Linked DNA regions of Homo sapiens: region 2 is linked to region 1. A link is a contact called in ENCODE Hi-C or POLR2A ChIA-PET data. All regions are on one chromosome and are shown on one strand. Each heading gives the region's core, a stretch centred on a gene start or an enhancer-like site at or near the end of the contact. The rest is flanking DNA. Distances are from core to core; before and after follow the strand shown.

Region 1 (4,785 bases), core at 919-3,418:
TATTTTGCAGACCCTGCACTTGATGGATCAGCTGGCACCACCCAGATCAATAAACTCACTCATCTGATCTTGTGGCCCCCCCACTCAGGAACTGACTCACTGCAAGGAGACAGCTTCGACTCCCTATGATTTCATCCCTGACCAACAGCGCTCCTGGCTCACTGGCTTCCCCCAACCCACCAAGTTATCCTTAAAATCTCTGTTCCCCAAATGCTCAGGGAGATGACTTGAGTAATCATAAAACTCCAGTCTCCCGCACAGCTGACTCTGCGTGAATTACTCTTTAACTATTGCAATTCCCCTGTCTTGATGAATCAGCTCTGTCTAGGCAGTGGGCAAGGTAAACTCCTCAGGTGGTTCCACTGATATAGGTGATTTAAGTGTTAAATAAAAATCTGTTACATTAAAATGCTGAATAAAGAGTGTTTAAAGCACTCCACAAAGATTATTTTTTAAATGCCTCTGTGTAAGAGGAATTCTAATATTGTGCCAGGATATGTCAAGCTATAAGATAAAAATTGAGTGCATTTCCTAGAATGCTTATTCTACTCTAAGATTTTGTGAGAGGTATAATAATTCATTTAACTGGTAATAAACATTAAAGAAGAGTCAAACACTGATTTTTGTTTTAAGGGAGAAGAGAGATTTTTTTTTTTCAAGACACTTGCTTGAGCTAGATCCCCAGGAGTATTTTTAACACTCCTCTGTAATTAGGGAAACATCAGTATGTCTGTATTGATACATATACACACATATATAATATGTATATATGTAAGACTATGAACAGTCCTAAATTTATACTTTGGGCTGATAACTGTGGTTTTCAGGAAAAAAAAAAATTTTAAACGGGTGCAAAGTCTCCCCAACTGGTCTAAGTGAGAAATCATTTGGCATTACCTCTCCCTTATCCCCTACCTGCTAATTACAATTTTTCAAATATAGTTATCATTAAGTGCAAACTACCATAATCTTGGCTTATCTTCATGGCAAACTTCAATTAGAAATTTAGAAAATGGGGAGAAAGAGTAAACAAGGTTAAGAGAGTGGGTTCTCAGATAGAATTGGGTACAAATTTGGGCTCCAACACTTAGGTATATGTGGCCTTGTGTAACCACCTAGGTTACACAACAGGTGTAGGTTAACCATCAGCTGCCTTATCTCATTAGGTCCTTATGAGGATTTAGTGAGCTATGCACCTGAAGTCCTCAGCTGTAGCCAGACAGCAAGTGTTCAAAGATGTTAGTCATTGTTTTTGTTTATTGTTTTATCATTGTGCAGGGTCACATAGCTAAGGGGAATTTCAAATCCAAGTCCATCCTACTTCAAACTCCTTTGTGCTCCTAAGCTGTACAGTATAGTCACCTTGGAGAGTAGGTGATTGGCCCCAAACTACTTCAGGGACTGCAGGTCGTGGCCAGCCAGTCCTGTATCAGACCTCGTCCTTGCCAGATGCCTAGTGCCCCAGATTCCCTCAAATCTCAGGCCAGATCACCTCCCACCTGGTAAGATTCCTCCACCTTCACCCGAGCAAAACTACACTTGGTTTGGGTTCCCGGGTACCTTCAGTCTGCAGGGACAGGGGCTGCAGAGTGTACTCCCCAAGTCTGCCTCTGCTGTCGGCCTCCCAGCTGAGTAGGCAAAACATTCCTTTACAGAGCAATGTGTTCATGGATAAACTTGTCTCTAGTGCAGCTCTCTGTCAGAGCACAGAACATGAGGCCAAAGCACTGCCCTTCCTAGGGAGTCCCGGTTCTCGACTTCCCCAGAATGGAAGTTTGATTTTTCCGTTGGCCCATTTCTCAGATGGAAAAACAGATTCAGTAAGGTGCCAACGCTTTGCTGAGGACTACCCTGGAGGCTACCGTTTTGTGAAGGGGTAGACATTGAGACTGGAGTCAGATACGCATTCTGGCTTATCTCCTGACTTACTGAGTGAACTTGAGCAGGTCCCTTTCGCCCATGGGCGTCGGTTTCTTCATCTGCACCAAGGAGACGGAAAACTGGATTACGTGTCGCTAAGGCCCCGGGTTCTCAGAGGAAAGCTCACCCCTGCAGGGCCGCCTTGCCCCGCGCGCTTGGGGCCAGCTGCACGACAAGCCCCAGCATGCTGGGGAGGCGGGGCTCAGTGACGGACAGGGAGCTCTGCGAATTGGCGCCCGGCAAGGGGTGCTCAACGGCGCGTGCGCAGAGGGAGGCAGGCGGGTGGGCTGCCGGCGGTGGACTCGTCGGAGCCGCGGGCGGTCAGGTAGGGGGCGGGAAGGAGGGTTGGGGACTGGGGACCGCGGCCGGAGTCGTGGGCCGTGGCTCAGCGGCCAGGCGGGGGAACGTGCCGGCGTGCAGCGGCCGCGCCCGAATGGCAGGGTGTGGGGACCGGATCTGGGGGGGGCAGGACTAGGGTGGGGGTGGGGCTGCGAGGGGCAGGCTCGGGAGGGATTCGTGGGGCTGAGGAGATCCGAGGAGATGCAGCTGGGGGAGGGGAGCGAGGGGCTCTGAAGAGATTTGCGGTTGCAGCATCTCGGGAGGTATGAGGTAATGTCGGGGCCCTGAGGAGGAACGGGGTGTAGCATGTGGGAGATGGGAGGGAATCAGGGCCCTGGAGGGACCTGGGTGCAGAATTTCAGAAATATGAAGGAACTGGGGGGCCCCGATGAGATTTGAGGAAATCTGGGGGCGCTAGGCATCTGGCAAGGACAGGGTCTGAGATGATAGGAGCAAGGTCTAGGGCGATCCTAAGTGCTATTGAGAAAGGGTTTTCGGAGTGGGCTGAGGGTGAGATTGAGGGGGTGGGGTGAGTTCTTGAGGGACTCTATCTTGTTAGCAGAAAGAAGGGAGCTGGCTGAGGTGTGAAGGCAGCACATGACATTCAGTGCATAAGAGGAAGGAGCAGGGTATGAGGGCAGCACAGTGCCCGATGGAATGCAGGAGATGGGGGCTCAGATTGAGGGAGAGCAGAAATCTGGGGTGAGGAATTGGGGCGTTGAACTGAGGTGCGGGGCTGAGTGTGGCAGAGATTTGGAAATAGGGATTAAACGATCTGAGTCCGAGGGATTTGGGGCATATGAGTGAGGAATTGACGAGGGTTGCAATATACAGCCCCAAAGATTGGAATTTGGAATTGTAAGAGGGTTGGGGACAGGGTTTGGAGAGGATTGAATCGTGGGGTGGAGATGTCCTAACTGGGCTATAAAATCAAAGGACCCTGAGTAGATTTGTGGATTGGTGTCTTGGGCTGCTAAAGAGATTTTCCTTAAATCGCTGCATGGGAGACAGAGGGAGTTCAGGGGACCCAAGGACCTAAAAGTAATGTATGAAACTGGATGAGTATATGAAGATGAGCAGAGTTCAGGTGCTGAGGAACAAAGTGATAAATCTTCAGTTCAGATAATCCTGAAGGAGTGTGGTAATCCCTGTGAAGGGCAGAATCTTCTTCATTTATTAAACAAAGATCCGTTATCATGAGGCAGGTATGGTATTGCCACTAACTCCATTCTGACCACCGGTCCCCCGGCCCACTGAAAGTGGTAGGCTTTGGGGAAGAAGAAGTGGAACTATTCAAGGTCATCTGCCTAAGCCCTTTTTCCCTGTACCCCCAAGCTACGATAGCAGATAGAAAGTGAGACCTCCAGGGGAATGAGTGGAATAATTTATCCTATATAAGATCCATTACAGCTTGAAGGGGCAGTGGCTCTGTGAGTGAGGTGTTTGGGCTCGGAGACAGACAAAACAACAACAACAACCACCAGAAAAAAAAAAGGGAACCCTTAGGTATTGAGCATTTAGTCCTGTGCTAGACTGTAAAGCAGTGGTTCTTAACCAAGTCTGGCTTTGTCTCCTAGGAGACATTAGGCAATGTCTGGAGATGTTTTTTGGTTGTCACAGGGTGGGGGATACTACTGGCCTCAAGTGGGTAGATTAAACATTAAACATAATGTTTTATGTTAAACATTTGACAATGTGTGGGATACGCCCTTCCCCCCCGCAGTAAGGAATTATCCTGCCTAAAATGTCAGTAATGCCAAAGTTGAGGCACTCTGACCTAGAGTCAGATACCCTGGGTTCAAGTCCTAGCTCTATCTCTTCCTGACTTTAAGTCCTAGCTCTATCTCTTCCTGACTTTGTGGCCTTGAATGAGTTACTTAACCACCCAGTGCCTTGGCTCTTCATCTGTAAAATGGGGTTATGATAACAAGACCAATGTCACAGAATTGTTGTGAGGATTTAGTGAAGTAAACTAGCATGCCTAGGATCTGGCACATAGTAAGTTCTCAAAATCTAGTAATTTTTAGTCTTGTATCTACTTCTTTACTCAGTTTTCATGACAGTCCTTCTAAGTAGGCTCTACTGTATTCAGTTTTACACATGAGGAAACTAAGGCTTAGGAAGTGACTTGCCTAAGTTTCCATAGCTAGGAATGACACAGTTAAGCTCATACCCAGATCTCTGTAACTCCGTATATTCCCGCTTTCCTTGCTTCTTCCTTGCTAGGGCCTGCTTAGTCTTATTTTCTCAGCCCATTCCCCTCTAATGAAAAAGAGGATTGCCAGTGAGTATCACTGACTATCAGATTGAACTCTAAAGTTGGGGGGTAAATCTCTCTGATTAGGTAGGGAGGAGCCCTGGACTTTGTTCTTGGTTTGCCCTTAGACCAAGACCTGGGGCTAGATAAGGAGAGGAGCCTGAGGTTATCAGGCAGGATGAGGTGCAACGGACTATAGGGTGAGGTATGGAGGCCATTGGCTTGAAAAAACACCTCATAGCAGGGACTGAGGCTGAAGGCAGTCATAC
Region 2 (4,785 bases), core at 645-3,144, 3.9 Mb after region 1:
TAAATAAATAAAAAATAGTTTTCAAATTGTAGTATAAAAAACTATTAGAGGTGCAAAGGACAATACAAGAGAGAAGCCATACTCCCAATATATTGGGGCAGTGGATGTAAAATAGATAGAAAAGGGCATGATGAAATATCACAGGACCCAATTAGACAGGAACTGCAAAGCATCTTAGTCTGTGCCTCATACATGAAGGTTCTCAATAAACAGAAAAACCATTTGTCCAGGTTTACCCAAGATAGGCCCTCTTTATGTCTGCTGCCCGGGCATAAATATTAATTATTTTCACTTTCCTTTTTTTTTTTTTTAAAGATAGAGTCTCACTTTGTCACCCAGGCTACAGTGCAGTGGCATGAACACAGCTCACTGCAGCATCAACCTTCCGGGCTCATGCAATCCTCCTGCCTCAGCCTCCCGAGCGGCTGGGACTACAAGTGCATGCCACCACGCCTGGCTAATCTTTGTAGTTTTTGTAGAGATAGGATTTCACCATGTTGCCCAGGCTGATCTCACACTCCTGAGCTCAAGAAATCGGCCCACCTCGGCCTCCCCAAGGGCTAGGATTACACAGGTGAGCCACCGCACCTGGCTCTTTTCACTCTTAAGTGTCCCAGTTAGCACAATAAATAACATGGTCACCCTTTCAATTAGGATCTGTTGACTAAAAGCAGCAGCTTGTCCATAGTAGAGCTGGATAAACAGTGCAGGTTCTCCGTCAGGGCTCTCCTCCTCTTCCCTCTACTCACTCTCCAACCAGGAGTCTAGGACAACCACAGGGGCCAGCCGTGGAGCAGAGTTGCGCTCTGTTAGGCCTTCCTACCAGACCCCAGCTCCACCAGCAATGGGGACTCCCACAGTCTCTTGGGGCAGGTCCATGGGAGGCCACTCTTGGCCATTATTCCCTGATTCATATCACCTTTGATGACAGTAGTAATAATGACACTAATGGCAACACAAGATCATTTTTTAAGCACTGATTATGTGGCAGGCACTACACCTGCCAAGCAAATGGCTCGACAGGCATCACCTCTTTTAATCCTCACCCCAACTCTGTTGGGTGGATATTACTAGCCCATTTTACAGATGGGAAAGCCGGTGAAATCACTTTACCAAGGTCACACAGCTAGTCAGTTTACAGGGCTGGATTTGAATCCAGTTTTGTCCAACTCTAGCCAAGGTTCTTAATCATTGCACTCCATTGCCTCCTGGGTGGCCACTATGTGACCCAAAAAGCAAAGTCTGGGCATACCGGCTACACTCTCTCCATAATGAAAACAAACTCTCAAACCAGAAGGAACCATCAGGTGCCCTCAAGGTCCCTGTTCTCCACCAATCCCCACTAACGGGATACTCCAAGTGGCCCCACCCTCGTCCTACTCTTTCAGAAAACTCCTTACCTGTTCTTCACACGCTCTACAAAGTACATGGCGCAATGCTACTGGCAATTGTGGTGCAGGTCGCGGCTCCCAGCCCTCCAGAGTGTCAGGTGGTGGGCCCCCCAGAGACCCTCTCCGAAGGAACCCACCCCACACACTGCCCCTGGCCAGACACCCTCAAGAGCAAACCCCAAGGCCGCGTTAGAACGAAATCCCACCAGCTGGAACCCCGGCCCGGTTACCACGACCACCAATGCCCCGGCCGCACCTGCAGCCGCTGAGCGTCCCAGGGACGGTGACGTCCTCTTCCAACACCAAGTCCATCATGGCTACAGAGGTGGCGACAGCGTTGGTGTCTGTGGCGGCGGCGCCACTAGTACCCCCCGCGATAGCGACCCGCCGGGCTCCCCAGGTCCCCGCCCCCTCCACCCCAGCTCTTGTTCAGACTCTGGCGGCGCCGCTGGAATTCAAACCACAGACGCCGCCATCTTTCCCGGCGCTTCTTCCTACGGAAACGAGGCGGGGTCACGGAGGCGCACGCAGTGAAGCCGACCGGCTGGCGCCAGAGGACGGGCAGGGAAGCGGGGATAGGTGCCATCTTAACTAAGGGCAAAGCATCCGTGCTTAAGCCAAGCAAAAATAAGAGACAAAAAAAGGCCGGCTGCCATTTTTTGTGAGGGCACTTAGGGAGAGGCGAGGGCGGGTGCCATCTTTGTTGAGGGCCAAAGCGGGCCCTAGTCCGTTAATTTACGCGGGAGATGGAAATGAATACAGCCACTCAGGAATCCTCAAAGTTCCTAACCTCGTGTTTGCTTTTCTAGAATAATGACCCCAAAACTTTGGGATTTGACCTTAAGTTGAAACTCAGATAACTGAGTGCTGCCTTGCTTTGGAAAAATACTACGTGCGGAATCTCAAGGCAAACAGTAATTTGCAGACTTAGTTTGAAGCAAATAACTCATTCCCATGAGCCAGTGGTCAACAGCACTCCCACTCCAGTCTCTCACCTATTGGTCTTTTATTACCATTAGGACTCAAAGGCACCTGTGGTCAGAAAACTGAGGGCCAGCAAGAGGAAAGGACTCTCCCAAAGTAATTAAGTATTGACAATGTCTTTCAACTGGAGTGGGGGTCTGCAGCTCCTGCCAACTAGATGAGGGCTCTCTGCATAACCCTGGCTGCCTTTCTTTTTTTTTTTTTTTGAAATGGTGCCTCTGTCGCCAGGCTGGAGTGCAGTGGCCCGATCTCAGCTCACTGCAACCTTCACCTTCTGGGTTTAAGCGATTCTTCTGCCTCGGCCTTGCGCCACCACACCCGGGTAATTTTTGTATGTTTAGTAGAGACGGGGTTTCACCATGTTGGCCAGGATGGTCTCAATCTCCTGACCTCGTGATCTGCCCACCCCGGCCTTCCAAACTGCTGGGATTACAGGCGTGAGCCACAGCACCGGCCCCTTGGCTGCCTTTCTTAAAGCACATAGCAATCACCAAACACTTAGATAATCTTGGCAGAGCTTAAGCAATGAAATTAACCTTCCCCTCCTCAACTCAGTGTTGCTCCTTCCTCTGCAGGCCCTTGTGAGAGAGCCCGATGAAAATAACTTGAAATGGTTGGTGAGTGGATAGATAGTGACTTTCCCAGTAATCTTGAACAATTCCCCTTTCACCCTGTTTCCTCATTCTTTTTTTTTTTTTTTTAAATAGAGACAGGGTCTCACTATGTTGCCCAGGCTGGTCTTGAACTCCTGGCCTCAAGCAATCCTCCCACCTTGGCCTCCCAAAGTGCTGGGGTTATAGGCCTGAGCCACTGCACCAGGCCCTCATTCTTCAGTTAAGTAATTAACCAATTATTGATACTTTTCAAAAGAAGCCTTCCCTAGTCATTTAATCTAAATCAAGCCACTTCTTGTATTCCTAGCAATGCAAATTATTCCTTTGTGGCACTTACCATATTTTGCAATTTGTGTGTGTGTGTGTGTGTGTAAAATCATTTTTTAAATGTCTTTCCTTGCACTAGACTGGAAGCTGCATGGGGCAGGGACTATATTCTGAATTGTTCACTGCTATATCCTCAACACCTAGCACTATGTCTGCCACTCAGCAGCTATTTGAAAATGTATGTTAAATGAATGAGTGATTCAATCAATCAGTCTGGAAATAAGGCCAATACCTATCCTGCAAGGTTTTTGTGAGAATAATCAGAGATACTTTTAGGACCTCTGTCAATAGTAATTCTGTGTATCCCAGATTCATATTCATTCTCTCTCTTTCTCTCTCTCTCTCTGTCTCTCTCTCAGCTTTAGTTAGGCTTCCAAAGCCCGCGATTATTTGCCTGTCCCCCTTCTTTCTCTAGATCTTCAACCACACCCACAATTAGCAATGATAAAAGCATGAAAAAGAGGGAAAGCTTAGCACACCTGGTGCACTGCCTCAGGAACGGGGCAGTCCTTGAAGCCCAGGAACCAATACTCCTTGCCAGTAAGTTCAACCCATGAGATAGGTGTGTCCAAAAGCAGGGAAGTTGGGGTGTCAGGATTCCCACCCTGGCTCTGCCACCAACTCTGTGATCTTTGGCAGATCACCTTTTTTTTTTTTTTTGAGATGGAGTTTTGCTCTTGTTGCCCAGGCTGGAGTGCAATGGCACGATCTCGGTTCACCACAACCTCTGCCTCCCGGGTTCAAGCGATTCTCCTGCCTCAGCCTCCCAAGTGGCTGGAATTATAGGCATGCACTGCCACGTCCGGCTAGTTTTGTATTTTTAGTAGAGGCAGGGTTTGTCCATCTTGGTCAGGTTGGTCTCGAACTCCTGACCTCAGGTGATCCACCCACCTCAGCCTCCCAAAGTGCTGGGATTACAGGCATGAGCCACCCCACCCGGCCTGGCCAATCACTTCTCTGTGGACCTCAGCTTCTACATCTGTTAAATGAGAGGGCTGAACCTCTCAGGGTCTCTCAGGATGTTACAGCTCTGGAGGTGATTTCTACATTTCTTTTTTTTTTTTTTTTTAAGATGGAGTCTTGCTCTGTTGCCCAGGCTGGAATACAGTGACGCGATCTCAGCTCACTGCAACCTCCTGGATTCAAGCGATTCTCCCACCTCAGCCTCCCAAGTAGCTGGGATTACAGGCACCTGCCACCACGCCCAGCTAATTTTCGTATTTTTAGTAGAGACGGGGTTTCACCATGTTGGCCAGGCTGGCCTCGAACTCCTGACCTCAGGTGATCCACCCACCTCGGCCTCCCAAAGTGCTGGGATTACAGGTGTGAGCCACTGTGCCTGGCTTCTGTGTTTATTTCAAAGCTACTAACATACAACCAACTCTCTCCTGGGGAGGGAGGCTAACACTTCCCACATGAAAGAACTAACTTTGCATCTCCAGCCAATGAAAACTCTTGAGAATATAAAC

The links. Hi-C counts contacts between places; a loop is a spot of excess contacts on that map. ChIA-PET counts read pairs that join two places held with the same protein, here RNA polymerase II (POLR2A). Pooled maps may share reads with other maps.
Region 2: a map of naive thymus-derived CD4-positive, alpha-beta T cell shows a loop between it and region 1 (25-fold over the local background). The contact joins the promoter of CDK5RAP2 here to the promoter of TRIM32 in region 1. A Hi-C loop is called at or near these places in 1 of 168 maps with a recorded cell type or tissue (naive thymus-derived CD4-positive, alpha-beta T cell) and 8 of 50 pooled maps. POLR2A ChIA-PET finds 5 or more read pairs at or near these places in 1 of 52 experiments (activated CD4-positive, alpha-beta T cell).

What each region holds. Positions count from the first base shown.
Region 1 is chr9:116,685,137-116,689,921 of GRCh38, forward strand. It overlaps TRIM32 (tripartite motif containing 32), which reads left to right and starts at 2,169. Exons shown (of 2, transcript NM_012210.4): 1 at 2,169-2,245. The region is part of intron 16 of ASTN2 (astrotactin 2); the gene reads right to left. RefSeq lists enhancers at 1,836-2,155, 2,596-2,645 and a silencer at 2,226-2,425.
Region 2 is chr9:120,578,273-120,583,057 of GRCh38, forward strand. It overlaps CDK5RAP2 (CDK5 regulatory subunit associated protein 2), which reads right to left and starts at 1,895. Exons shown (of 38, transcript NM_018249.6): 1 at 1,648-1,895. The coding sequence starts at 1,706. RefSeq lists enhancers at 1,567-2,129, 1,983-2,112.